Regions from separate parts of the Mus musculus genome. Here all the other regions are linked to region 4. A link is a loop called in an ENCODE intact Hi-C map of the cell type or tissue named here. Cell type or tissue: left cerebral cortex. All regions are shown on one strand. Region 1 overlaps Mroh8 (maestro heat-like repeat family member 8). Region 2 holds the start of Nnat (neuronatin). Region 3 has its middle 14 kb from the start of Blcap. Region 4 holds the start of Samhd1 (SAM domain and HD domain, 1). Region 5 holds the start of Rbl1 (RB transcriptional corepressor like 1). Region 6 holds the start of Mroh8 (maestro heat-like repeat family member 8). Region 7 has its middle 5.2 kb from the start of Blcap.

What was found. Peaks named below come from ENCODE experiments on the same cell type or tissue, not always from the same donor. Only the 100,000 strongest peaks of a DNase experiment are listed, where the experiment ranks them.
Region 1: it touches region 4 in a loop (2.8-fold over the local background); 6 of 42 quality-filtered maps call a loop at or near these places.
Region 2: it touches region 4 in a loop (2.0-fold over the local background); 8 of 42 quality-filtered maps call a loop at or near these places.
Region 3: it touches region 4 in a loop (7-fold over the local background); 7 of 42 quality-filtered maps call a loop at or near these places.
Region 5: a loop joins it to region 4, with 2.0 times the contacts of the local background. A loop is called at or near these places in 11 of 42 quality-filtered maps.
Region 6: a loop joins it to region 4, with 2.2 times the contacts of the local background. A loop is called at or near these places in 9 of 42 quality-filtered maps.
Region 7: it touches region 4 in a loop (2.9-fold over the local background); 9 of 42 quality-filtered maps call a loop at or near these places.

Annotation. Positions count from the first base shown.
Region 1 is chr2:157,257,697-157,261,696 of GRCm38, reverse strand. It overlaps Mroh8 (maestro heat-like repeat family member 8), which reads left to right. Exons shown (of 25, transcript NM_001039557.4): 5 at 3,590-3,669. Among named protein-coding and RNA genes, the nearest start is that of Rpn2, 19 kb to the left of the region's middle. In left cerebral cortex, a CTCF peak has its summit at 1,777 (motif pointing right); a DNase peak (open chromatin) is centred at 1,775.
Region 2 is chr2:157,557,482-157,561,481 of GRCm38, reverse strand. It overlaps Blcap (bladder cancer associated protein), which reads left to right. Exons shown (of 2, transcript NM_016916.3): 2 at 3,155-4,000. The coding sequence starts at 3,329. The coding sequence ends at 3,592. Nnat (neuronatin) reads right to left here and starts at 1,404. Exons shown (of 3, transcript NM_010923.3): 1 at 1,222-1,404; 2 at 189-269. The coding sequence starts at 1,293. In left cerebral cortex, CTCF peaks have their summits at 1,840 and 2,732 (motif pointing right); DNase peaks (open chromatin) are centred at 135, 1,470 and 2,715; H3K4me3 peaks cover 1,555 bases.
Region 3 is chr2:157,577,879-157,581,878 of GRCm38, reverse strand. No RefSeq gene overlaps it. Among named protein-coding and RNA genes, the nearest start is that of Blcap, 14 kb to the right of the region's middle. In left cerebral cortex, no CTCF peak of the experiment used is centred here; a DNase peak (open chromatin) is centred at 2,034.
Region 4 is chr2:157,133,089-157,137,088 of GRCm38, reverse strand. It overlaps Samhd1 (SAM domain and HD domain, 1), which reads left to right and starts at 1,993. Exons shown (of 16, transcript NM_018851.4): 1 at 1,993-2,210. The coding sequence starts at 2,000. In left cerebral cortex, a CTCF peak has its summit at 1,748; a DNase peak (open chromatin) is centred at 1,872; H3K4me3 peaks cover 1,462 bases; H3K27ac peaks cover 1,088 bases.
Region 5 is chr2:157,202,775-157,206,774 of GRCm38, reverse strand. Rbl1 (RB transcriptional corepressor like 1) reads left to right here and starts at 2,241. Exons shown (of 22, transcript NM_011249.2): 1 at 2,241-2,475. The coding sequence starts at 2,320. In left cerebral cortex, CTCF peaks have their summits at 2,237 and 2,440; DNase peaks (open chromatin) are centred at 2,005, 2,211 and 2,769; H3K4me3 peaks cover 1,808 bases; H3K27ac peaks cover 1,338 bases.
Region 6 is chr2:157,277,425-157,281,424 of GRCm38, reverse strand. Mroh8 (maestro heat-like repeat family member 8) reads left to right here and starts at 1,876. Exons shown (of 25, transcript NM_001039557.4): 1 at 1,876-2,233. The coding sequence starts at 1,950. Rpn2 (ribophorin II) reads right to left here and starts at 2,327. Exons shown (of 17, transcript NM_019642.4): 1 at 2,090-2,327. The coding sequence starts at 2,102. In left cerebral cortex, a CTCF peak has its summit at 2,270; DNase peaks (open chromatin) are centred at 1,886, 2,150 and 2,410; H3K4me3 peaks cover 1,721 bases; H3K27ac peaks cover 907 bases.
Region 7 is chr2:157,569,565-157,573,564 of GRCm38, reverse strand. No RefSeq gene overlaps it. Among named protein-coding and RNA genes, the nearest start is that of Blcap, 5.2 kb to the right of the region's middle. In left cerebral cortex, a CTCF peak has its summit at 1,839 (motif pointing right); DNase peaks (open chromatin) are centred at 1,008, 1,845 and 3,337.

The sequences.
Region 1 (4,000 bases), 120 kb before region 4:
GTTTTGTTGTTTGTTTGTTTGTTTGTTTGTTTAGCTAGTTGGTTGATTGGTTGGATTGGGTTGGTTGGTTAGTTGGTTGGTTTTTCTCTCACTGTGTAGACCAGGCTGGCCTGGAACTCAGAGAAATCCTGATTCTTCTGCCCCCCACCACACCTGGCAAGTTCAAGGTAACCGTTTATCCCAGTTACTTCTTTATTCACATCTGCTCCTCCCTTTCTCACAGCAGATCCATTTCTCACCCTTCCTTCAAATTTCCTTTCCTCAGAGAGACTATCTTCCTGTTTCCTTCATGGTACTTCCCTGTGCCTGAAGGGGTCTTTACATAGTTGGTTTTCACTACAGCTCCACATGCCTGTGATCCCATCATGTAGAACCTCCCTTATTTTAAAAATAGTTTTTTTCTTGGGAGGCAGAGGCAGGCGGATTTCTGAGTTTGAGGCCAGCCTGATCTACAAAGTGAGTTCCAGGACAGCCAGGGCTACACAGAGAAACCCTGTCTCGAAAAACCAAAAAAAAAAAAGTTTTTTTGAGAACTTTGTATAGTGTATTTTTGTCATCCCTTCTCCCCAGGCCTCTCGTTTTTATTAAGATTGTTTAAGATTCTTTCTGGAGGTGAGCAACAAAATTAACTCTGGCTCACTGAAGTGTAAAAACAACAACAAAAACAGAGCTGAGGGTCTGGAGCGGTGGCTCGGTGGTTAAGAGCACTGGCTGTCCTTCCAAAGGACCAGGGTTCAGATCCCTGCACCCACATCAAGCAGCTCCCAACCATTGTAACTCCAGTCTCAGGGGATCTGATGGTCTCTTCTGACCTCTTCTGGCACTGTGTGTGTGTGTGTGTTATACATATACACTGATGTGTTTATAAAAAGATAAAGGGGGGGTATGTTCTGGTGGAGGTGTGTGGTGAGGTGAGGGGGAAGGGGGTACCTTGGTAGGCTCATGCTGAGGCATTGGGTCGGGAGGATAGAGGCAGGCCATGAGAAGTGTTTGTTGGGGGGAGGGAATGGGGAGAGAGAGAACTGGAGCAGGAAGGTAGGAGCAAGGGAAAGATCGTTCTTGGAACTGAAAAGATGGCTCAGCAGTTAAGAGCACTTCCTGTCTTCCAGAGGACAGAGTTCAGTTCCCAGCACTCACATCCGTGGCTTAGAATTCACCTAGCACTAACTCTGGGGGAGCCGATGCTTTTGTCTAACCTGCACACACAACATGTGTCGACACACACAAACGAAATGATAATAAAGTTTCTTAAAAAGGGAAAGGATCATTCTGACAGAAAGGGTCCAAAGAGGCTGCAATCAGAAGACATTAGACCTGAGGGTTCAGTAAAAGGGGCTGCATTCATCTGCGTGTGAGCTGTGTGGCTACAGAAAGCTCAACCATCAAGGCTGCTGAGTTGATGAGAGTGGGGAGTGAACACAAGTGGGAAAGTCCTCGGTCATCTTTTCCTGAGCCTGGGAAAGACTGATTGAAGGCCAGGAAGTTCTTTGGAAGGGGATAATGCTAGGTTGCACCTGTGGATTTAGTTGTGACCCCCTAAGCTATCTAGATAAGGTACATACAGCCCTGGAGAGCTGTCAAGACTGAAGACACTGCCTTAACGCTGTGCCCCTGCAGGCTGTAAAGCCATGAAGATAGAGTTCCTTTAGAAAACAGGAGGCACAGCAAGTCACCAATCAGATTCGAGTTTGCATCAGATGAGGAAAGCTCAGAGATGTGGGCTTTATCTTCCAAGCACATTCTGCCTATGAGTTTCACGAGGCCACTGCGAGAGAACTCCACTAGAGGCCGCTGCACCAGGAAAAGGAGAGAGGTTCTCCCCACCAAGGGAGAGCAGAGGCTGTGGCAGCCATATGCACCAAGAGGGCTTTCTCTCCATGTAGCTGTGCTGCTTTGAATACATGTCCATTCTTCCCCATCTCCCCCCTTCCCCAAATTGCCTCTCTTTTATTTTGTCCTCAGGACCAGTGCTCCTAAATGCTAAATTCTCCCTGAAGATCAGCTAGAGATGGCCATGACCATTCATGCTAGTAATGCCCAGGTAGAAGCGGGAAGACCATGAGTTGAAGGTTAGCCTTGACCACATAGTGAGTTTGAGACCAGCCTGGATTTCATGGGGTCCTGCAACAAAATGCCTAAGTTGGTGACCATCCAGAAAGAATGTCGAAGAGGTCCCAATTCTAAATTTCTGAGGGAATTAGTTGGCCTGGGTGTCTCTCCTGAATAGTTGACCAGTGGGACACAGTGATACAGCAGAGATGTGACTGTGAAGTGTTCGTTTCTATGGGCCAGGGCAGTTCCTAGGAAATGGTGGATAACCAATGAGGTTTCACCACATTGACAGTCACTCACATGAGCATGATCCAGAACCAATCTAGACCCAGTGCTCATCAGCAAAGCTACACATGACTCTTTCTCAGCTGACATCATTTTGCCAATTGGCCTGAGTCCAAGGAAGCAGCAAGAAGCCGCAACACAGCACCAGAAGTTTTTTGGTGCCTTTCTTTCTATGGATTCCCAACATATACAACTCAACCACGCGATGTGAGACCAATACATGCGTGTCGCTAGTGAAGAATCCTTTGTCACATGTCCTTTCACATGCTTGCTTTAGCAAAACAACCTTTCACCGGTGTCTGCTTTAGCAAAATGTTCCTTCGTGAATGTAGCCTTTTACCTGTGTCCGCTTCAGGAAAACACACCTTTCCGTGTTTGCCCCAGCAAAACACCATCCAACTCAACTGACTTTCCAAAGAACCCTTAAGTTTCCACTTCAATGTCAAGTTGACAGGTAGACCATCACAGTCATGACCCTGGAGACACTGCTTCAGTAGAGAGAAGAGCCAGAATACCTAAACTGGAAATAAGCCCTGATAATGAACAGCTGACACAATTATTAAGGGCTACCAGGAGTTATAAATTAGCTCACTTAATGCAACAACCAATTAGTACTCTTGTACCATTTTACAGGGGAAAAAACAGAGGCACAGTGTACTGGCTGGTTTTGTGTGTCAACTTGACACAGGCTGTTATCACAGAGAAAGGAGCTTCAGTTGAGGAAATGTCTCCATGAGATCCAGCATTTTCTCAATTAGTGATCAAGGTGGGAAGGGCCCATTGTGGGTGGTGCCATTCCTGGTCTGGTAGTCTTGGGTTCTATAAGAGAGCAGGCTGAGCAATCAGGCAGAAGCAGGCCAGTAAGTACCATCCCTTCGTGACCTCTGCATCAGCTCCTGCTTCCTGACCTACTTGAGTTCCAGTCCTGACTTCCTTTAATGGTGAACAGCAGTTTGGAGGTATAAGCTGAATAAACCCTTTCCTTCCCAACTTGCTTCTTGGTCATGATGTTTGTGCAGGAATAGAAACCTTGACTAAGACACACAGGGAGACTCACTAGGTTGAGCCAGCACAAACAGCTAGTAAGAGGACAAGGGACAGCTTGGCACACAGTTCTGTCATTCTATGGAGCTGAGAGTAGGGCTCCTGGCCAGTCTCCTGGTTACTTCTATAGGCCATTCACATTTCCTATGACTGCCCCTGTGAGCTGGAACATTTTCAGATAGCTGAACTTCTTTTCCTCTCGCTGCAGGTGTTGGTACAGGAGGAGCCTCTGCACTCTCTAACCAGCATGGTGCGCCAGGAGATCTTTGTCACCATCACTGACCTCAGGTGACACCCCCAAGCACCTCCCACACGCACCCTGGTTTCCCATTCAAGGTCATAGACTGCTAGAGCTGATTAAAATGGCTGAGAAGAAGGCTCGGTGTGTAAGGGCACATGCTACTAAAGATGGTGACCTGAGTCTGATGCTTGGGACCCACATAGAAGAAGGAGAGAGTCAGCTCCCACAAGTTACCTCTGCCCTTCACACATGCACTGTGACAAGTCTGCTCCAACACTGTCACTGACTTCTCCAACACTAAATGAATAAGTGCAAATCTTAAAATCCCCTACATATTAACTTTTGAAAACTATGTGGGGGGTGGCATCCTTTTGTGAG
Region 2 (4,000 bases), 420 kb before region 4:
CTGCTACTGCTGCTTGCTGCTGCTGCTTTGCCCGCCCGGCCCCGCCCCCTGCCCCGCCCGCCTGTCCAGCATAGCCTGGAGTGGCGGCCGAGGCACAGCTTGTCCACCAGTCAGGGCAGCTGGAGCTTTTCCAACTGTGCTGAGAGCTGCATGGCTGCAAGCTGATTGGACCCACAACTTAAGTATACCTCACTTCTCGCAATGGGCTGTGTCCCTGGAGGATTTCGAAAAGCGAATCCTACCCAGTAAATGCAGCATTCCAGGAACACCTTGAAGGAAATATGCGATTCCTTTGGCAAAGGATTCCTTTAGCAGGATTCCTGCAAAGGGAGCTCTTGGGGTAGATAGTTTTTTTTTGCACAAAGCGCTTTCTTCCAGTTTGGCTTTAAGAGAAGCACTTTTGCGCGCGATATCGCGCACTCTCTTTTTCCATAAAATGATTTGCCCCTTTCTTTCTTTCTTTCTTTCTTTTTTCTTTTTCTTTCTTTCTTTCTTTTTTTTTTTTTTTTGAAAATGTTCTTTCCCCTTCCGTTTTTGTCCTGCAAGGGGCATTTTTTTCTCTAGTGTGTTTCCAATTCGGTTTTTTTTTTTTTTTTTTTCGTTTCTTTGTTTCTTTTCCAATGCACTTTTATCTAATCCATTTTTCTCCTAGTAAGTGCCTTTGTCTGGCTTATTTTTCCTGCAATGCGCGTTTTCTCTATTTCCTCCCTTTCCCCCTTATTGAGATTCTTTTTGTTATTTTTCCTGAGGAGTGCCATTTTCTAACTTCTTTTTCACCCACCCAAGTGTTATATGTGTGTACATAGTGTATTTAAAAGAAAATTTCCTGCATTGCGCAATTTTTTAAGGTGAAAATTTTCTGTTGTGCGAACTGTAAAGTTTCACAGCACACAAGTGCCCCGCCTCCCTCCTGGGATCGAGCCTGAATATAGCGGGTATTTCTTACCGCGTTGGTCGCGATCGTCCGCAGCGGGCGACCGCCGCACCCCTGAGTCTTTGTTCCCGGCTGGGCGCGGGCGCACTGGGGACAGGGTCTGCGCGAGGATGTGGGCACGGGAACGGGCGGGGACAAATAGTACCACCGCGGCACTTTGGTACACAGGGATTGCGGCAATTGGGATAGGATGGGTTGGGTAGGGGCGGCAATCGCGATATGGATTAAGGGGTCCCGGGGCGCGTTTCGGGTGCCCTCTCCCACCCAAAGCCCGGGTACATACTCACCTGCAGCAGCACGCGGAAGATGTACCAGCCGATGATGAGCAGTTCTGCCGAGGCTGCTGCCACTGCGGCCATGGTTCCGAAAGTGGGTGGGTGGTCGAGAGCAAGGGTTCGCCGAGGTCTACTGGTCTCGGAGTCCGCTGCTGGGCGCAATGCCGCAGCCCCGGTGGCCGTGCCTTAAGTACCCTCTTGCCACCTAAGTGCGCATGCGCGCTTGGGGGATGTTGAGAAGGAGGGGTGATGGGGGGCGCTCCTCATTCGCCAAGAGAGAAAAAAAAATCCCGTCTGTTCTTTCCACACCGACCCCCACCTCCTGAGCCCGCTCTAACACCGTTCCAGAAGATTCTGCTCTGCCCGCTTTTGAAATTCGGTGTAAAATGGAGGGAAGTCGTGGCTCTACAGTGTAGAATGAGGGTAGGGGTGCAAGCCTCTTGGTTCGACACACCCAAGCCTACAAATTCTACATGCCGCGTAACCAGTGCCGCGCCAAAATATACCTTCCATACGGATGGAAAGCCGAAGTTACAGAAGTCTCTCTGAAAGCAAAATGTATACCTTTTTTCTGCATTCCTACTAGTCCGTGAATTTTAAACCCATGCCAGCTGTTTTGTGAGAATCTTTGATCTTTTCTGACTGTTGGTTCCCGCTCTGTCCGGCAGGCGGTAGTGGCTGCGATCCCGAGCTGGACCGGCACTCTTGCTCTTCGTAGCTAAAGCAATTGTATCTACTCTGGGAGGGATGTAGGAAGGATTGGCGTGCTTTGTGTGTGCCAAAGGAGCGAGCTTTATGGAGAAGTAGACCAAATTTTCTGCGGGACAGATACGGACCTCTGTTTTTTGTGCTCCCTTCTCTTAATCCTTAGTAGGTCTGCCTGAGCCAGGGTGGTTCTTTGTATGAGTTCGCTATGCAGCTGGAACACAAAATAGGATTTTGCTACATCCACGTAGGGTTGTGGCTACTGTCTTCTAGTTTCAAAGTAAAGCTTGTGTCCTCTGTTAGCGTTGTCTTATAGATCTTTAGTGAATTGCGATAATGGTAGCAAGACCAAATTGCCATCTGCAAGTAGAAGGTTCCCACGGTCCCAGTGGCTGGAGAAAGTACCTCTCCAGCAAGCCTCCTTGGCACAGAGGCCAAATAGTATTTGCCCCTATTTGGATAGGACATTAATTTTGATTAAATACTTTCATAGACCCATTTCTGTTCAATGTCAGTAAAAGATGGAGGTTTAATGGTCCAACTGAGTTTGGGTATTGTGGTTTTGGTTTTCTTTTTTTAAAAATTTATTTTTCAAAGAAGTTGGCTGGTTTGGGGTAAATGATGCTGAACTATTTGCAAAAGGCAAACAATGGTTCAGGCTGCTTTCTACTGTATCTTCCCATAGCTTGCCAGGATCTGAGGTTCCATTGCCTAGCCTCTCCAGGTCGGCAGTGCACAGATAACTGTTGTAAAATTGGCATACTCCACCACACTCAGTAGCAGCAAGATGTGAGACTAGATACAGAGCCTTTCCTTACCACACGGTGGCACAACACCAAGCCCATGGTGTCCTGTGGCAGCCACAGGGCGGTATTGTGAGGTCTGGGACCTTTGAGGACGGGCTGCAGCCCCAGGAGGCGATACATGATCTCTGCTGGGCAGGGCCCAGGCAAAGCCAGCCCACTGTGGGGACCGTGTCCTCCTGGGATCCCCCAGTAGAAGCCTAGGGAAGACACACCCTAGCAGGCTATCTTTAAGTAATAATTTGGATAGGAGTAGACATTCATGGGTGGGTGGGGAGGAAAGGGCATTCACATTTGCTGTTGTTAACCATGATCCATTTTCCCAAATAAGTATACAATTTGTTCCTGTTTTTTTGTTTGTTTTGTTTGTTGTTTTTTGTTTTTTGTGTGTGTCTGTCTGTCCTTTGTCTGTTTGTTGTGTTGACTTTTCTCTTCAGGATCCCTGCTGCCTTGGTGATCCCGGGCTGACAGCCAGAGAGCACAGCGGCTCAGCTCCTGGAGAGAGAGTCGAAGAAAGCGAAGGGCAGCCACCTGTGCCTGCTGGCTCCCATTAGGTCGGTTCCTGCAGCGGTGCCTGGCAGCCTTGGTGAAGGCCCTGCCCGGCAGAGATCATGTATTGCCTCCAGTGGCTGCTGCCCGTCCTCCTCATCCCCAAGCCCCTCAACCCCGCTCTGTGGTTCAGCCACTCCATGTTCATGGGCTTCTACCTGCTCAGCTTCCTCCTGGAACGGAAACCTTGCACAATATGTGCCTTGGTTTTCCTGGCAGCCCTCTTTCTCATCTGCTATAGCTGCTGGGGAAATTGTTTCCTGTACCACTGCTCCGATTCCCCACTTCCGGAATCAGCCCATGACCCCGGTGTTGTGGGCACCTAACGTCTGCCGAGATAGCTTGCCAAGGAAGCAGAAGACGGGAGGGGAGGCATTGACATAGGTCATAAAGCATTGGAGTTTCAAATCCCGCAGTCCTGCGGGTACCACATTCCTAATGGAGCCTTTTGGCCTGTGATGTTTTATCCTTACAATGTGAATAATGGCACTGATCGGTGCTTCTGTTGTAGAGTCCTGTAGTCGTGGGTGGTCTTATGGTTGTGTGTTCTGTCACCATCTGGGTCCCGGCTGACGGATTGGCCCACCCCCTTGCTCATTGATTTGGGGAATCTATACCCTTGATATGACCTGTGTGGATACAGTGTAGTCTCAATGTCACCTCCATAACCCTTCCTCGTCAAGACCTTCCTCGTTCCCTCCTCGTCCCCTTTCCCCGTTTTCCCCTTGGTTCAC
Region 3 (4,000 bases), 440 kb before region 4:
TCGAAAAACATGGGTACAAGGGGCAATGGGCACCAAGCCCTATATATGGACGACCTGAAGAAAGGTGGACTTGGGAGTGGGATGGGTAACTCGCTCATTTATTGTCATCCCTGGATTCCCATATTCCCTGCTGGAAAGAAATCTCCTCACCAAAATAAGAGCCCAAATTCATTTTGGCCCAGACAGACTGGAAATGCTAAGTGAGAATGGCCCCATCTATGTTCTGACCTTAGACAAAGAATATAAATTGTTCCCTCAACTAGCCCCACCTATGAGCCTTTACTCCAGAAATTTCTGGCAGAAGTCCCTGAGGTCTGGGCAGAAAGGAATCCAGTAGGATTTGCCCATCATTGGGCCTCAGTTTTAGTCCAATTAAAAGCTGGAGCTACCCTAGCCCAATCAGCCAATATCTAATGCCTAGAGAGGCCAGAACTTGGATCATCCTGCACAACGGGCTCTGGGAGACCAGGGTTCTGATTCCTTGCCATTCAGCACGGAACACTCCTCTTCTTCTGGTCAATAAGCCCCATTCCAATAACTATTGACCTGTGGAGGATTTGAGGGAGGTAAATAAGTGGGTGGAAGACATCCACCCCACAGTTCCAAACCCATACACCCTGCTGAGCAGCCTCCCTCCTAAGCACACTACGTACACTAGGCTAGACCTGAAGGATGCCTTCTTCAGCCTGACCCCGGCACCCAAAAGCCAGCCTGTTTGCCTTCAAATGGCAAAGTCTAGAGAGAGGCTCAACAAACAACTCCCTTGGACATGTCTGCCTCAAGGATTCAAGAATTCACCTACCATCTTTGGTAAGGCTCTTCATGAGGACTTGGGTGAGTGCCAGTGGGCCCACCCCTAACAACCTTATTCCAGTATGTGGATGACCTCCTAATTTTGGCCTCTGACTTGTAGACATGCCAGGAGGCCACAAGAGACCTGCTACAGGAGCTGAGTCAACTGGGCTACTGAGTGTCTGCTAAGAAGGCCCAACTTTGTCAATTTGAGGTCACCTACCTGGGGTTCATACTCAAGGGGGTCCAGTGTATGCTGTCAGATCAGATGCCTGGAAGCAAACTATTCTTAGCATTCTAGTTTTATCAACCCGAAAGGGAAGGCACGTATGGGAATTTTTGGGATCTACCAGGTTTTGTAGACTCTGGGTTACCAGGGTTCACTGAGAGGCCACCAGGGGCCAAGAAGATAAGATAGAAAGGACCCCTGAGATGGACACAGCTTTTAAGAGCTTAAGAAAAACCTTATTGGAGGCATCCGTTTTGGCCCTCCCAGACATTCACAAACCATTCCACCTGAATGTGGGTGAGAGAAAGGGGATAGCCAAGGGAGTGCTCACCCAGACTTTGAGCCCATGGAAATGACCTGTGGACTGCTTATCCAAAAACCTGGACCCAATGGTCCAGGGATGGTCAGCCTGTCTCTGAATTATAGCTGCCACCACCCTGCTGGTCAAAGATGCTGACAAAATAACCATGAGGTAGAAGCTTGTTATCCCCACCTCCAGCCCCATGCTATTGAGGGGACCCTCAAGAATCCACCTAGCTGGGCTGGTGAGATGGCTCAGTGGGTAAGAGCACCCGACTGCTCTTCCAAAGATCAGGAGTTCAAATACCAGCAACCACATGGTGGCTCACAACCATCCGTAACGAGACCTGACTCCCTCTTCTGGAGTGTCTGAGGACAGCTACAGTGTACTTACATATAATAAATAAATAAATAAATAAATAAATCAATCAATCTTAAAAAAAAAAAAAAGAATCCACCTAGCCAATGGCTTTCCAATGCCAGACTGGTATACTTCCAGGCTTTTCTTTTGAATCCCCCTTGCATAAGATATAAGCCATCAACTGCCTTCACCTGAATCACCCTGCTACCTGACCTGTCCTCAAGATGTACAGTATGACTGCTCTATCATTTTGGGGTATGTCTAGGACATCAGGCTAGGCTTGACTGGCATACCCTGGCCAGAAGCAGAATACATTTACTTCACAGATGGTTGTAGCTTCATCCAGAACAGAACCAGGTTTGTGGGGGAGGCAGTAGTGGACTTGGACTCTGTCATTTGGGTAACTAACTGCTTTGCTGCCAGAAACTTCAGCCCAGAAAGCTGAACTGATGGCTCTAAGCCAGGCTTTAAAACTGGTCAAAGGGGCCATAGCTGACATCTACACTGATGGCAGATATGCCTTTGCTATGGCTCACATACATGGGTCACATACCTAGGGAGGGGACTGTCGAGTGCTGAAGGAAAAAGCCATCAAAAATAATAAAGAAACACTTGCTCCACTATAAGTGTTATGGCTTCCTCTCAAAGCCAATAATTCATTGCCCTGGGCATCAGAAAGGGACAGCAGAAATAGCCTGAAGAAACAGGCTAGCTAATAAAGCCACAAGAGAGGCCACCCAGGTTTTTACTGCCTACATCCTGGTAGCCTTGTCACTCCCTGCACTCCCAGCCATCCCCAAATATACTGCTGAAGACAAGATCAGGCCAAGTGTAAGGGAAGTTGCAGAAGAGAAGATGGATGGTGGCTAACCTTCGAAGTCTGTCCCATCCTACCTCAGGAGCTCACCAAGCCACTCATCCATCAAACGCATCAAGCTTCACATATGGGGGTCACCAAAAACTAAAGGAATTGCTATGAGAGACAAATAACAAAATATATAACTTGGGACCCTTCATCAGTCAGGTAATCTCAAACTATCCCACTTGTCAGGCTGTGAACCCCTCAAGCCTTAATCAAGGGACCCAAGAAACCAGGATTAGAGGCCAACAGCCAGGGGTCAATTGAGAAAGAGATGCTACAGAGATAAGGCCAGAAGCATGTGGAGATCTACTAGATTTTATAGATAACTTTTCAGGATGGGTAAAAGCTTACCCTACAAAGGAGACTGCCAACATAGTGGCAAAGAGAATTCTTGAAGAAGTCATACCCAGGTATAGTCTGCCTACCCAACTTGCTTCTGACAGTAGACCAGCATTCATCTCCCAGGTAACTCAATCTTTAGCACAGATCTTAGGTGCTGTTGTGTGTAGTTTTTGCTACCCTGCTTTAAGCTCCTGGTAGACCATGCTACCGGCCCCCACCCAGAGAATGTTAGATTTGCAGATGAAAAACATAGACACAGACAAAGACACACACAGAACACACACACACACACACACACACACACACACACACACACACACACACACAGAGCTCAATTTCAACCTGCCTTATTGGCTCAATTGTTAGGATCTTCTAAGCCTTCCTCAGCTATCTCATGCCCTTCTTTTCACTCCGGGCTCAGCACCCTAAATCTCCCTTCATCTTCAGTTTCCCAGTTACCTTCTCCTTGTTCAGCCCTCTAAATCTGCCTTAAGTTTAATTATGTTTCTAATATCCCACCTGCTCCCCCAGACCCAGTCGGAGAAGGGACCCATGGCCATTCCACCAGAGACCTCACATGGCTGATGGCTCCTTTTCCCTCTGAAGCATGGCAAAGTTTTCCTCCCCTGCATCTCTTAGACAACCTGCAGGGATCTGGAAGTCCCACCTCTTTTCTTCCACCTAGCAATTGGCCCCTAGCATCTTTATTGCTTGATCAAGAACCAATTGGGGATCAGGACCTTAGCATCAGAACCACCACCTATAGGGTACCAATTGGAAATTACATTATGCATTCAGACCCCAGAGTTGAGGGCACATAGAGAGGATGAATCAAACCCTGAAGGAGGCCTTGACCAAACTAACCCTTGAAACTGGCGGTAACTGGATGTCTCTCCTACCTTATGCCTTACATGGGGCTTGGAACACCTTCTCCACTTTGGTCTTACTTCCTTTGAGATCCTGTATGGGAGCCACCCTCTCATGCTGCCTAACCTTCAGTCTGATATTCTAGCTGAATTTGATCAACACAGATCTTGTGGATCCTTAGAAGCCCTCCATAGGATCCAGAAGCAACTGTGGCCTGCCTGCCATTCACCAGGCTTATGAGTCTGCT
Region 4 (4,000 bases):
CTAGGGTGATGACCAATCTTGGCTAGACAACTTGACTGCTCCGGGAATTATTAGATTGTTAGATTATTTGAGACCAGAAGACCCGTCCTAAATCTTCTGGTTCTTCTGCTGGCAGCCCAGATGAAAAGATATGAGAGACAGTTAAGAGCTTCTTTGCCTGCTTGCCCTCGCTCTCACTAGCACATTCATCTATGCCAGTCCTGTGGCTTTCCTTTTGGACAAAAGCCAACTCCTTTGGGATTCTAGTGTAGACAGGGGGCCAGCAGCTCTCCAGGACTCCTCCAGGACTCCAGTGCCAGGCTGGGACTATTATGACAGACAACCAGCCTCCTGGACCCAACAGTTACCACATTCTTGGCCTTTTCCAGAGTCTCACAGCCATTGTTGGACTACATGAACTAAATCCTGTATAAATCCCTTTTAAACACACACATAAATATTTACTCTAACATTTCTGTTCCTTTAGAGAGTACTGACTAAGGCAGATTTAGTAAGAGCATGGTCTTTTGCAGGAAGCCCAGTCTCTGTTGTTTCTTAGCTCCCAGCTTTTTTTTTTTTTAAGATTTATTTATTTATTTTATGTATATGACCATACTGTCCTTGACACAACACAAGAGGGCATAGGATCCAATTACAGATGATTGTGAGCCACCATATGGTTGCTGGGAATTGAACTCATGACCTTTGGAAGGACTGTCAGTGCTCTTAACCACTGAGCCATCTCTCCAGCCCTCTCTCCCAGCTTTTATACTTCACTTTCCTACATCTGAAATTCGTTAAATGAATGTTTGTAAAGCCTTTAGAACAGGGCCCTGATCACATCAGCACTGTTTGCTAAGAATATTTTGGTTCATCCGATTTCTAGTTTGTCTGTTGTTTGTTTGTTGCTGGGTAATGAACATCGGGCCTCGAGCTTGTTTTGTTTTTGGTTTTGTTTTTTCGAGACAGGGATTCACTGTGTAGCCCTGGCTGTCCTGGAACTCACTTTGTAGACCAGGCTAGCCTCAAACTCAGAAATCAGCCTGCCTCTGCCTCCCAAATGCTGGGATTAAAGGCGTGCGCCACCACACCCGGCTCTCAAGCTTGTATTTTATGCCTAAGCATCACTTACAGCTGTCGGGCTCACCACTAAACATCTCATTTGTACTGCCTGACGTTAAAATACCTAGATGTGTATGTGTCTTGGTTTCTGAAGAGGTGTCGTAAATTAGTGGTCGTTGTACTAGTAATGGGTGGATAAAGATTTATGGGGAAGTTTGGGGTCTGTCCCAAAATGGCTTAACGCCAAAAAAAAAAAAAAAAAAAAAAAAAAAAAAGAAAGCCTGCTATTTGGACACTGACTAGTAATTAGTAAAAATACTGTCTATTTGGAAATAATAGGGCGGTCTGCTGCCAACTAACTGTGAATGTGGAATCTAACAGGACAGTCCGACAACCAGCTGGCAATCACTTCAGGGTTTTCCAGTTGGGCCAGTCCCTTGTTTTCTGCTCTGGGATAGGAGTGGCAGCTTTGTTGCCTTATAGGGTTTTTTTGTTTTTTGTTTTTAATTTTATTTTAACAAGTTTACAGCTTGGGGTGTTTGAAACCTGGCAAAACGTATTTGTTTCAGGAAGATACCTGCAGTTCACCAGAAGACCTTTTTAATCTGGAGCGTGGTGAACCTTCCTTAGCCCCAGATGCCCTCTTTGGCCTTGTCCTCACTAAAGTCTCCACTCTTAACCACAACTCAGTTTTGCTTTTCTAATAACACCACCCTTTCGGAGAAACACAAGGGCGGAGTTGAGGGCGATCGCGTAGGCATTGCGCTTGCGCAATGGGCCGGGCGCGAGCGCCCCGGGGAGGCCACGCTCCCAGGGCTGATGTCCGGGGCGCCTGCGCAGTAGGCCTGGAGGCTGGCAAAACTGAATGGACTCACTTTTGGGGTGTGGTGTCAGTGCGGCTGCGCGCGAGCCGGTGCCGCGGTACTTAACTTCGCAGCCCCGGGTGTCGGAGGTAGCCATGCAGAGCGCACCCTTGGAGCAGCCAGCTAAGCGACCCCGCTGCGATGGCAGCCCAAGGACGCCACCGAGCACTCCTCCTGCAACAGCTAATCTGTCTGCAGACGACGACTTCCAAAACACCGACCTCCGAACCTGGGAACCGGAGGACGTGTGCTCCTTCTTAGAGAATCGTGGTTTCCGAGAGAAGAAAGTGCTGGACATCTTCAGAGGTAGCGGGCCTGAGGGACGAAGGATGGCCACCGTGGGGCCGAGCAGGGAGAGTCCACATGGGAGGCATCCTAAGGGGGAGGTCTCTGGGGGAAGCGGCTGGCGGGAACCCGCCGCTGGAGAAGGAGGCGCCCTGTCGGGATGCGAACACACGGGCTACCCGAGGTGGGCACAGGTGAAGTGCAAGCCCATCGGTTCACTCTGGGCGGCGAACCTAGTAGAGGCCCAGGGAGGTTTGGTAGAAGGGTCTTTTCGGGAACTTGTCACTTCTGCCAGGAGCGATCCCCGCCCTTCTTAGAAGATTTTACCCCAGACCTCCGGCTGTGGCTTGCGGTCTTTCAGGCTCACCTGGCTTGGGAGACCCTTTTGTGCTAACCGCAGCTCCCGGAACACTTGGCCCCATGAGAGATTTTGAGCGCTTTTAAGTTTAACTCTGAAGCTGGTCCCGGAATTTGGGGTTTTCCTTAAAGGGGAGGGAAGGTGCTTAATCTCTGGATTCTCACTGACTATCATAATAGCCTAGTAGGGTTCAGTATGTGCTCATTGTATTTGCAGAGTGCTACTAAGGGAATTTCTCTTCCAACATAAGAGCAAGTTATTCACTGAAACCCCAACATTCCACAACTTGGCCACTCAAGAATTTTAAGAATTTTAAGGGATGCTTCTGGTTCTTGGTCTTGCTCCCGTCAACACTTTGAATCTGCTCAACTTTTTTTTTTTTTTTTTTTTTTTTTTTTCTTGGTTGGTGGCTGTGAAGCTTAACCCCTTGCATGATCGATCCCCGGAGGTGTTCGCTTGGAAAGTGGCCCCTCCGTGGTTATGATTTTCAAATTCAGTGAACTTTACTTCTTGTGGGGTGGAGCCCCTTGTGCCTAACTGAAGGACTGACTTTAAGAAAGCTTTAAAAGGGGTTGCGGATTTAGCTCAGTGGTAGAGTGCTTAGCAAGCGCAAGGCCCTGGGTGCGGTCCTCAGCTCTGGGGGAAAAAAAAAAAAGAAAGAAAGCTTAAAAATAGGAACTCACGTTTCTCTTTTTCTCTCCCTCTACAGAAGAGTAACTTTGGGGGTGGGGGTGGGGTAAGACAGGGCCTGTCTTATGTAGTCTCTATAGACCAGCCTAGCCTCGAACTCAGAGATCCACCTGCCTCTGACTCCTGAGTACTGGGATTAAAAGTGTAGGCCACCACACCTGGCAAGATTTCATTTTAACTATATATATATAGTTATATATATAGTTATATATATATAGTTATATATATATATATATATATATATATATAGTGCTGGGGTCCTTGAGGCCAGACTGGAGTGACTCCATGATGGAGTTGCTGCCACAGGGGTGCTGAGAACTGAAGCTGAGCCTTCTGCAAGAGCAGTGAGTGCTCTTAACCATGGAACCATCTCTTCTGGCTCTGTTTTTATTTTTAGTTATGTTTTTATGGGGGTGTTGGTAGGGGGTATGTGTATGATGAGTACAGTGTCTGTCACAGTGTCTGTCGAAGCTGTAAGAGGGCAGCCAACCCTCTGGAGCTGGAGCTCAGGAGCTGTGACTGGCCTAACTAAAGTGAGTGTTGAGGGCTGACCTCACTCCTCCCCAAGAACAGTGTGTGCCCTTTGCTGATCAGCCATCTCTCTAGCCCCAGATGATGTTTTGATAACCAAGATGTTAAGTAACTTTCCAAAGTCACATTATTAGACAAAAAAAAAAAAAAAAAAAAAATGCAGAGTTGGATTTTTTAAAGGTTAAGTCTTTGGATTCCCGAATTCATTCCAGTTATTTCTGAAATGGTGTTC
Region 5 (4,000 bases), 70 kb before region 4:
TATTAAATTTTCTTACAGAAAAAGTAATGATGGGATAATCTTGAGATAATGTACAGTAGACTATTCCAGTATTATGTTTAGAAGAACAGAATGGGGAAACCCAACCTTATTTCCCATTCACATGTTTTTGTTTTTAAAAGCTTATCTGGTTATGTATTTTAGCTTATGTATATCAGTGTTTTGCAGCATGTATGTGTGTACTCTATGTTTGTGGCTGGTAACTGCTGAGACTTGAAGAAGGTATCTGATCTTCTGGAACTGATGTTATGAATGGCTGCCAGCTGCCCTGTCAGTGGTGGGAACTGAACCCACATCACCTTGAAGAGCAGCAAGCGCTTGTTTATTATCTGCTAAGCCATCTCTTCAGCTCCCATCATTTCCAATGTCACTGGAACCTCTCACCACTCCTAACTCAGTCGCTCAGAAATACCTAGTACATTTGGTCCTGTCTGCTTTCTCTTCACCTTCCAGGCCTCTCCATTCTGTTTCATGAGTGAGCAGGTCTGGCTTATCATTGAGCTAAGGCTGTAAGAAAAAGATTCTTCAGACACACTTGGATTTCTACCACAGTAGGCTCTGTAAATAAAGACAAAAAATAAATAAATAGATTTCTACAAAAGATCCTCCAAACTCCGTAGGGAGATTTTTCAGCTAGTGCACGCAGGGAGCTCCAAGGATGCAGCTTTTGCAATTGTCACCCCGGACAGAATGCGCTTTTTGATGATGCAATGCCTTTGAGTCACCCCTGCTACTCCTCTATGTAACCCCAGTAAACTAATTCACCGTCTCACTAAAGCTAGATGAGGCTGGAGCTATTTCTTTGGTCTGTTGTCATTTGCCTATTAGGGATTTAGAGAGCTTTCCATCTCCCTATATCAGGACTCTTCCTTGAGCAGTACACCTTTGTATTTTAATTCAACGATTCCTTCCGATACGTCATGTAAGACAACACTCTACTACCTCCAAACTTGGTAGTCTCCACGAGGCCATACCCGCAGCAGTGGATTTTGTCCAAAACAAATTAATCATCATTAACATGTTAAAATCTCTGCTTTGAGTATACCATGAGGCTTTAGTGGGGCATAGGAACTCCTTCATAACTTGCCTTGACGTCCCTGTTTTCTTCTCTAGTGACTCCTTCATCCAAACAAGGACTACTCTGTAATTTTCAAACACACTGCCCCAAGTCCTTAGTGTAGAAGAGAAATAATCCAAATCAGGGAATACAGTGAAGGCAAACGATTCTATCCTACCATCCAACTCTCTTGGAAGAGCTGATCAATAAGTATGACAATTTCAGATAAGGTACAATGGAGACGATGAAATAGAAGTTAGGTGTCAGCTTATAGATGTACTGCTCAGTAATGGCCTGAGAAGGTTAAAATTAGACTTAAATGATGAAGAGCAAGGTATGCAAAGATATGCACAATAGCATTTTCACACACGGAGAAAAGCCTCCTGCGACTGAGAACTAGCTTGATATTCCCAAGGTTACGAGTTACCTGGTGCATCTGAATGCTATTATTTTTCTGTATTTTAAAGACAAAAAATGATCTCGTGCAGGATTCTGAGTGAAAACGATCAGGTTCTAGTTTAGGTTTTAAAAACACCTTTCAGGTAAGCGCGAGGACCATCTCTATTCCTGAAACGACTATTTACTGGGACAGTTTCCAGAATCCTGGGAGTGAGGCTGAGACCCGTCACCCCAAACCCTTGTCCCTGCATCCCTTTCTGGCGAGATTTGGGAGTCTCTGACGTGGCGCTTCTACGTGAAGAAGCCACTTTCGGCAGCTCCCGCCTCCACCTCCATCGAGGGTCAAAGCTCAGTGAGAGCGGGCTGGAGGCGCGCCGGGGAGCTGACAAACCTAGGGTCCACAGGACAGTGTCATGGAGAAGGCTTCCCACTAGCGTGAACGGACTCGCAGTCCCAAGTCACCCACACCAGGGAACCCGCGGTGGAGAGCGCGGGGCGCGAGCTACAGTCCCGGCAGCCTCAGCACCGGCTCGGATCCTTCCGCCCCGCTCTCTCACGTCCGTCCCCGCGGCCCGGAGCCCCGCAGCTGCCCACCCAGGGCCCGAGCTAGATCTCCGTTAGAGTCCGAGGTCCATCTTCTTATCCCATTCCGGGAGACGGGCTGCTGCGGGCTCCAGAGGAGAAAGGGACTTTTTGAGAAGAAAAGCGGAGGCAGACGATGAAGGGAAGGCGAGCTCAAGAAGGCGATTTTCGCGCGCTTTGTCGCGGGGGGTTGTGGGTAGCTCGCCGGGAGGGAAAAGAAAACCCCGAAGCCGGTCGCGCCGCCCGTCGGGCCGGAGGGGGATATGTTCGAGGACGAGCCCCACGCCGAGGGGGCGGCGGCGGTCGCCGCGGCCAGGGAGGCGCTGCAGGCCCTGTGCCAGGAACTGAACCTGGACGAGGGAAGCGCGGCCGAAGCCCTGGATGACTTCACGGCCATCCGCGGCAACTACAGCCTAGAGGTGAGCGGCGGCAGGTGGGCGGCGGCCCCGACCCTCGCCAGGCCCCACCCCCGGCCCGCCCCCGCCCCAAGCCTATCGGGCGGTGGGAGTTCCCCACCTACGAGGGTCTCCGAGGAGTGCGGGGAGGGAAGGGTGGGTGTAGCTCGGCCAACCCACCCATTTGGATTGAGGCGGGAAACCGAAGATCGGAAAGTGAGCCGCCGGTTCTGCGGGGGTTCCCTAGGCTCCCAACTTTCAAACTTGATTTCTGCGCGCCGCCCAGTGCCCCAAACGGCGCGGTGCTGCCGTTAAATCGATCAGACCTGATCCCGCGGTAAAATGAATTACTCATCGCTGCTCAGCCCTTTGATTATGTCTTCCCCAACTCGTTTGAAACACCACTGGATCCCCATTCCACAGAGGGAGAAAGTGGGGTCGGTAAGAAGTTAATTTAGCGCCCAAGGTGACGCAGTTTGCCATGCAACCTGGTACAGCAGTTTGAGCCCTTTAACTCCTCCATTCTTCCACCTAATCGAGTGTAGCAGTTAGTTCGTTTATACCATGCACTGTAGTTAGATAGATCAAAGTCAGCACACACAAAGCTCTTCTCAGCCCCACGTTCCTCTCTGCCAGGCCGTTGCTCTAACGATTGATGTGGTATCTGGCTCTGAATAAAATAAATGGTGCTTGTTATCATTATTAGGTATTCCCAGTAACACACACACATATGTTAATGATATATATGTGTGTGTGTGTGTGTGTATACATATATATATATATACCCAGGGGGTATCGAGACAGACTATTTCAGCATCTAACTGAGATGTACAAAAGCTTTCATTATACACATGGGCAGGATTCACATATAGGATTCCTCTGACTCAGACTGCCAGCGAAATAATTGCTGGTCAGGGAGTAGGAAATAGGGAGCAACTGTTGTACACATGTCTATACTCCTATGAGAGAAAAGTACCTGAGACTACACACACACACACACACACACACACACACACACATATATAAAATTTGTCTTTACAGCAGGACAGTGACTACTATACCTGTTTTCTTGGTGGTGTTACAGCTCAACATCCTTTTTTTTTTTTTTAGAGAATTAGAGTCACTCTAATATAGAAACCCAGATTGGTCATAAGCTTAGTGTAGAAGTAGACTTGTATTGGCATGTGTGTGGAATTCATGTCCATGCATTCAGCAGATCAAGAGTCTTTGGGGAAAATTACATTTGTCCTGAGCATGAACAGACTTGTCATTCCACAAACAATGTAATGTTATTTATATAGCATTTACATCAAGTAATCTAGAGATGATCATAGGTTATGTGCAAATGCATTGCCATTTTAAATCAGGGACTTAAACATCCTTGGATTTTGCTATCTTCTGGAGTACAGGAGCCATCCCCCAGGGGGTATGGAGACAGACTATTTCAGCATCTAACTGAGATGTACAAAAGCTTTCATTATACACATGGGCAGGATTCACATATAGGATTCCTCTGACTCAGACTGCCAGCGAAATAATTGCTGGTCAG
Region 6 (4,000 bases), 140 kb before region 4:
CTCGGAACCGCCATTCTCAAACAGATTACATTCTAGTGGGAAAAAAAAGTTAAGAACCATGATTTATCCCATTGGAAAGCAGAGAGGCACTGGAGAGAAAATAAAGCACAGAACAGGTGTCTTGGTATCTTGGGAGGAATGTGTTCTGTATGCAGTGATCTCTCAAGGCCCAAATGAGAAACTGTAACAAGAAAACTAGATACAAAGACAGGATTGGAGCTCATATGTTAACAGGTAGCAGAAGCCAATCCAAAGGACCTGTAGGCAACTGAAAGAAGGCAACTGAAAGAAGGGACCACAGCACAGCTCTGAGTAGGGAAGCGATCTGACAAGCAATTTAACAGGATTGCTTTGCTGAAGACAATACTGGGTTATACCCGTTACACCCGCCTAAGCAGGGGTGAAGACAGGAGGAGGGGGAGGAGCTATGTAGGAGGATACTGCCATGCTCCAAATACAGAAAGAATGAGAGCCAATAAGGGAACAGAGGTGGAGGTGCTAAGGAAATAGTCAGTCTTGCCACAATTTGAAGTTAAAACCTATCAGAATTGCCAATGGCTAAGAAGATGTAGAGAAAGAGACATCGAGGCATTTGGCAAAATTCCCAATGACCAATGGGCAATCAGGGATTTGATGTAGTGAAGGACTATGATCACCGCTCCTCCAGCTAAACTGTGAATCCCCTTATAGCCTCTGTGCCAGAAGCTGAATCTTTCTACACTTAAGCACAGTAGCAACTTTTCTGGCTCGTACTTGAACACTCAATTGAATGGGTAGGCCCAAATTATACTGAGTTCTTTGTATGCACTGCACCAGTCTTTAAGCCTTCTAATATCCAAGTGAGGTGGGTATTTTCTGCATTTTACAAACCAAGAAATGGTTTGTAAACTATTTCATACCTGTCACTCCAGGACTAGGGAAACAGAGGCAAGATGGTGAGTCTGAGCTGGAGCCCCAGCTTCATAGTAAGACCCTACCTATTCTGTGTGTATTGTGGTACATGCACATAAGTGTATGCCAGTGCACAGGCATGCAGAGGCCAGAGTAAACACAGGATGACTTCCTCTGATGTTCTATGCCTTCTTGCCTTGAGGCAGGGCCTTTTCACTGATCTAGAACCATTTTTGCTAGACTAGATGGTTACCTCTTGGGATCTGCTGGTCTCTGCCCTCCAATGCTGGGGTTACGTGCACAATGCAGCCAGCCATACCCAGTGCTAAGATTTGAACTCAGATCCACAAGTTGCACTGAACCAACTCCCAGCTCCCTAGACCCTATCTAAGTAAAGAAAAGAAAAAAGGTTCTTAAGTAGGTGCCCACTCCCTTGCCCTGAGACAAATAACTGAAACTCAAACTTAAGTTTCAATGCAAGTTCTGACTTTAGCCACTTTACCAACAAATAAAATAGTGACTTGAATACACTAAGATTCCCACCTATCCACTCAGAATCTACCAAGCATTGAGTTTTGCCCGGCACTGTTAAAAGCAAGCACAGAAATATCATTTAACACAACTCTTGCGAAGCAGATACCAGATGAGAAACTAAGCTGTTGAGTCCCTGGCTTCTGTTCTCACAATCAATACGTGGCCGGTTACAAGTCTGCACCCGTAATATCACTTCATACCCTAGGCTTTCAGCTCCCAGACAGACCTGTGAGTCTCCTGTCCCTGTCAGGGAAAAGGAACCTAGAAGTCGAAGAAAGTCTAGTGACATGCTCAAAAGCTTTCATGATGCCAGGGGTGGCTCTCTGTGACAGGCGTAGGCCGCTGGTACTACTCGAATGAATGGAGGAGGCCAGGCTCGGGCTCCGCGCTGCCCGGGCTCGCGCTCGGCCTTGCGGGGACCCGTAGTCCCACGTCGCACGCCCCGCCACCAACCCTTCGGGTCCCCAGCACTTCACCAGCTCGCAGCCTCCGCCACACGCTCGACCCCGAAAGCGCCCGTGCCCATGCCCCTGCCCCGTAGGGGAGGGGAACCGCGCCTAGCCGGCGCCCGTGTGGTCCGCACTAGCCTCCCGCGGGCGACGCCCCGCTCCCCAAAGCGTGTCGGCCGCGGGGCCCCACTATTGAGCCATGCGCAACGCCTCACCCGGCGGCGCCATTCCTCCGAGCAGGTCCCACCGGAGCCCGAGCAGGCAGACTTCCGCTCCGGGAAGTGGCTCCAAGAGCGCGCCGGAGGGGACGCCAGGGACCCGCGGCACACGCCACTTGCCAGAATGGGCTCCCGGCAAAGGTCAGTCGCGGCGGTCCCGCTTGGCAGGGCCGTGCCCGGCAGCCGCAGTGTGGGGCAGTTGAGTCGCGGCGTGCGAACCTCACTCACGGGTCCTGCTTGCCAAGCCGTCCTCTCCCCCGCGCCGGGACCCACTTGGAACCGACCGCCTCTCAACCGCCCTGCTCACGCCGCCACCGGGACCCGATTGGGCCGGGCCTTGGGGCGGGCCTAAGACGGGGCCACCTCTGATTGGCCAGTGACAGTGACTGGCCGGACGCGCTGTCACTCACGGTTCTCTCCCGCAGCCCGGCCAATTTTAAAAGGGTCCGGTTGGGAGGGGAGCGTTATCGTAACATTTGATTTTATCCACTTTGGGAAATTATGGTTAATGCATTACTTAGATTATTAATAATTGGCTGGTGAGTGAGGGTTTATCCAGTTTTCAAACCTGTGAGCTATACAGGTAACGGAGAGGAGCGTTTTAAAATGTTTGATTTTTTTTTTTTGAAAATTTCATACAATATATTTTGATCATATTCATTTCCTTCCCCCAACACCTTCCATATCCTCCCCCAACTCCCTACACACCCAACTCATGCTCTATTTTTCCTCTTTCTAAAGTAAAAAACAAACTAAGCATGGAGTCCTGCCCTGGAGAGTGGTTGATATACCCAGTCACTCCACTGAAGAAAACTGATTTTCCCTCTCCCAGCAGCTATCAGTTATGAATAGTTTTGGCTACAGTTGGGTCTTTTGTGCCCACTCCCCCTTCTCTGTGTTTTGTATGGCTTGAGCTTTTGTGGGTCTTGTGCATACTGACACAATCCCTGAAAAACTGCTTATTGGAAGCCGTTTATCACCCCTGGCTCTTAAACAATCCTTCTCCTCTTCCACATAGACCCACGCCCATGAGCCCTGAGGTAAAGGGGATGCTGTAGACATCCCATTTAGGGCTGAGTGTCCCAAGATCTCTTATTCTCTGTGTGTTGACCAGTTTTGGGTCTCCGTGTTAATTGCTGTCTACTCCAGGAAGGGTTGAGGGATGCGCTGGTCTGCAAATTTAACAGACTCAAAAATGGAAGCCAGAACTAATGTGTAGCTCTGATTACCGAGCTCACAATATAGGCAGAAAGAGTACTGAGCACCCTACATATGTTATCTTATTTACTCTTTATTATTATTCTGTGAAATGTTACTTTTAATACTTTAAAAGGAAGGAAATATTTCAGCCCTTGCGTTCTGATGACAGCCTAGATGTGTGCTAATTAACTATTGTGAACATGTAGAATTTTGCAATACAGCAATGCTGCTTCTCTTCAGTATCACTCCAGATATGTAGCGGGGAGTCGGACCACTCCTCCATACAGCAGTCACTAGCTCTCTGCAGTAATTTCTCTTTGAACTTAGTCCAATTAAGTAAAATTTAAGCTTCAGCTCCTCAGCTATACTATGCTTCTGATCAGCCAATGCTGTGCTCAGGGTAGCTGGTGGATCTTGCACTGAGTAATTTGAAATTACAGGACAGATATTTTCATTATCCCAGAAAGTTATATTGGGTAGTGCTGAACTAGGATATATTTAAAGAACTCTACCAGTTCAGTAATAAGACAAGCCAGTGGTGTGCTAGAGAGGGAGCCAGCTGTTAAGTTTTTTGGAATTTTTGCAAATAGCTATTTAGGACATTAAATTATATAGTCATAAAGTGAAAGAAAATGTGCTGGAAATTAAAGTCTTCATTTCCTGATCTCACGACATGTTAGCATTGTCGCAGCATTTGTCTTGTCATTG
Region 7 (4,000 bases), 440 kb before region 4:
GACTCAAAAAGACAAATATGGTTTGTACTTATAGGAGATGTGGGGCGTGCCACCAGACCAGACAGAAGAACTGGTAAGGCTGAGTGAGCTCAGAAGCCAAGAATGTCACAGATTTGAGATCAAGAGTTGAACGGCTTTCTCCATGATTCTGCACCTACTCTGGAACAGATAACAAAGGCACCCCGCTAAGATGATCATGTGCAGTCAGTCAAGTAATATAAGACCTGGTGTCCTTCCCCATGCAAATAAAGCATCACTAACACCTCAAACTCAGCCAATAGGAACCACCTACCCCCTAAATCCCACCCCACTCAGGGTTTATATAGCCCCTATCCACATGAAATAAAGCACACACGTTATTTCACCGAGGATCATCTGAGAGTGGCTGTCTTTACTGAACTCTTGGGGAAGAGTTCTCTCTCCCAAAGCACTCACCGGTGGCTGGATCTTGGACCTGCCTGGCTGGGCAGGCTCACACCATCTCTGTCACTGTCACAGTAGCTGACAAGAGACACAGGACCTCAGCTACTTCATTGCTTCTTTTCTAAGAGCTGTAACACTCCAGGCAGTGGTCCAGCAAGAGAGCCCGGATGGCCAGAAGCCAAAGGCTGAACACCCAGAGACTTAGGATAGACCCAAACACAAGGGGGGGGGAGGGGGAGTCAATGAGATGATTAGTAATGATACTCTGCTATACTCATAAATTAGTGCCTGGCCAACTATCATTAGAGAGGGAGGCTTCACCCAGCAACTGATGGGAACAGATGCAGAGACCCACAGCCAAACATTAGGCAGAGCTCAGGAAACCCCATAGAAGAGTGGGAGGAAGAACTGTAGGTACCAGAGGGGCCAAGGACACCACAAGAACATGGCCCACTGAATCAACCAAGCAAGGTTTATGGGGGCTCACAAAGGCTGAAGTGACACTCGTGGAGCCTGTATGAATCGGAGCTCAGTTCTCTGCATATGTGTTGTGGCTGTGTAGCTTGGTGTTCTTGTGGGATTCCTAACAGTCAGACTGGGGGTGTCTCTGATTCATTTGCCTATTCTTGGAGTCATTTTCCTCCTGCTAGGTTGCCTCTTCCACTCTCAATACGAGAGTATGTGTTTCATCTTAATTGTAACTTGTTAGGTCTTGTTTGGTTCATATCTCTTGGAGGCCTGATGTTTTCTGAAAGGAGATGGAGGAAGAGTGGATCTGGTGAAAATGGGAAGTTGTTCGGAGATGCTTGGAGGGGGGGGGTGCTGTGGATGGGATACAATGTATGAGAGAAGAATTTTTTTTTTAAATACTCTGACAAAAAAACAAGAGAAGGAGAAAGGGTTTGTATTTGCTCACAGATGGACACAGGGAAGTCAAGGCAACAGTAACTTGAAGTATCAGGTCAGGGCACACTCACCATCAGGATGCAGAGTGGGTAGTACAAGCTCCTTTTCCTACACAGTCCAGGATCCCAACAGGACTCATTGCCAGCCCCCTCAACACAATCTTTGCCAACCCACACTCCACAACTGATCCTCAGTCCTGAGCTCATTGCTCCTCCATCTCCCGGCTCCTTTCAAAGATTATATATTTGTGTTCTGCGTGAGGCCAGGGGTATGAATTTTCACGTCCTCAGAAGGGTCTGGTATAGAGGAACTAAAGTCTAGGATTTAGGCTTCAGATCCATATGGCCTAGATTAAAATCTAGCCACCACCTGTGTCTAGGCATCCTCAGCCAATGCTCTCCACCGTTTCATCTTGTGTAAAATACATACAAATAAGTCTACATGTTACAAAATCGCACTGAAAGTTAACTTTGGCATTTGAGGTTTTAAAAAATCCGGCAGTTCTGCACCATACCGCTAGGTGTCACCACAGACTTGGCTAAAATACTTCCTTCTTGCTTTCCCAAGTGAGAGAGTCCTAAAAACTGAGTCCTAAAGCAGAGGGCAGCCCTGGGAAGGGCTACTCCATTTGAATATATGTCTCTAAAGGTCACTTGAGGACAAGACCTAATCTGCACACTCAAAAGTTATCTGGTAAATTCATGGGGCCAGGCTTTGGGGGAGTCCCACACCCCACCCCCACTGCACTTTGATTGGTGCTTAAAGTGCTACTTGTAGGAGACCAACGGGTCAGCACTTGCTGACTCTGGTGACTTGAATAATAACCCCTATAGGTTCATAGGGAATGGCACTATTAGGGGGAGTGACCTTACTGGAGGAGGTGTGGCTTTAGGAAGTATGTCACTAGGCAACGAGTGGGCTTTGAGGTCTCTGAAGCTCAAGCCAAGGTTCAGTGGCTCACTGTCTCTCCTGCTGCCTGTGGATCAGGATGAAGAACTTTCAGCCCCTTCTCCAGCACCTTTGTCTGCCTGCACACCACCATGCTTCCTGCCATGACAATAATGGACTAAACTTCTGAAACTGTAAGTCACCCCCAGTTAAATGTTTTCCTTTGTAACAGTTGCTATAGTCACAGTGTCCCTTCACAGCAACTGAAGGCTGATGGGGAGGACTTTGACAGGTCACTACAGAGGAGGGGACACCACCTCCAGAGGAGAGTAACAGGGTCTTCTGGCTGCAGTATGAAGGACACCTGTGATCTCTGTTGCTGTGATTAAAAAAAAAAAAAAAACAAACAAACAAACAGTAACAAAAACCTGACAGAGAGCAGCTTAGAGAGAGCCAGGTTACAGAGTGTCATAACTGGGGATGGGGTGGGAGAGAAGGTCAAGGTGCCAGGAGCTGGAAGCAGCTGGCCACACCAAGTCCACAGTCATAGGCAGGGAGAAATGAATGCATACAGGCTTGGGTGCTCACTGACCTTTCTCTGCCTATACAGTCCAGGTTCCAAAGCCAGGGAATGGTGCCACCAACTTCCAGACCAGGTCTTCCCATATTAATTAAAGCAATCAAGAGCATCTTCCACAGACATGCCTATGGGCCAACCTGCTTTAAGTAAGTCCCTCACTGAGACTTTTTCCAGGTGATTCTTGGCTACGTTGGCAAAACTAGCCATCACAAGGACTGTTTGGGGTTTCACAGGAGTCAAAACAGAGAGGCCAGTACAGGCCTGAGGGAGGGAGGGAGGGAGGGAGGGAGGGAGGGAGGGAGGGAGGGAGGGAGGGTGGGTGGTGATCAGGACCAAACTTTGGCAGTGAAGACAAAAAGGTCTAAAGGAGACAGGGATCCCCAAGGAAAAGACTAGTTTCAGAGGGGGTGCCGAGTTGAGGAAAGCAGGTGTCCTGGTTGGCTGCCAGGTGGACGGGGAGAATTTCGGAGGCCTTGGCAGGAAGTCAAGGTTGGCTTAGCCCAATTTTAGGGCAGAAAGGGTTTCTGGGTCATTCCAAATCCCAGGATCCAAATGGAGCAAGCCTGAGGGTGGAAGCAACCAGAGAAACCAAGCGGAGGTGAGAAGCCATGCCTGCCTCCAGCTCTGCAGTTCCCATAAGAAAGTTGGCCACTGGGGCTTTGGCAATGCCCACACCGCCACAGAAGTACTAGGAACACTTTCTGACCCTTGTTTTGGGATCTGTATAAGTACAGAGCTTTTCTATACCCACCCTTGTTTTGAATACTGACATGTATACCTTATATTTACTAATAAGCTTCAGACACTATAGCCGGGCAGGTTCTGAGCTATTCCAACCCGACAAAGCTGGCCTTAGACTACTTCTCAGACTGCTTTCCAGCCACATGGCCTGATACCTGCCCTTGCCTTGACAACACCTCCTTCTTCTTCGGCTTCCCAGTGACGGCCACTCCCTGGTTCCCCACCTGAGACTGGCTCCCTCTCTCTGAGCACAGAGGTACCACCTTTTCCTTTCCTGCCCAGCTGTAAGCTGCTCAGCCCTTTATTTTAAACAATCAGAAGATTCTGGGATACAATGTTTTACAACATACTGAGTCTCAATTCCTATTTCATAATAATGACAACACCAAAGTCCAGATTGCAACCAGATCTCTGGATTCAGAAATCAGTGTCTGAATACACAATGACCGAAAACATTCCCCA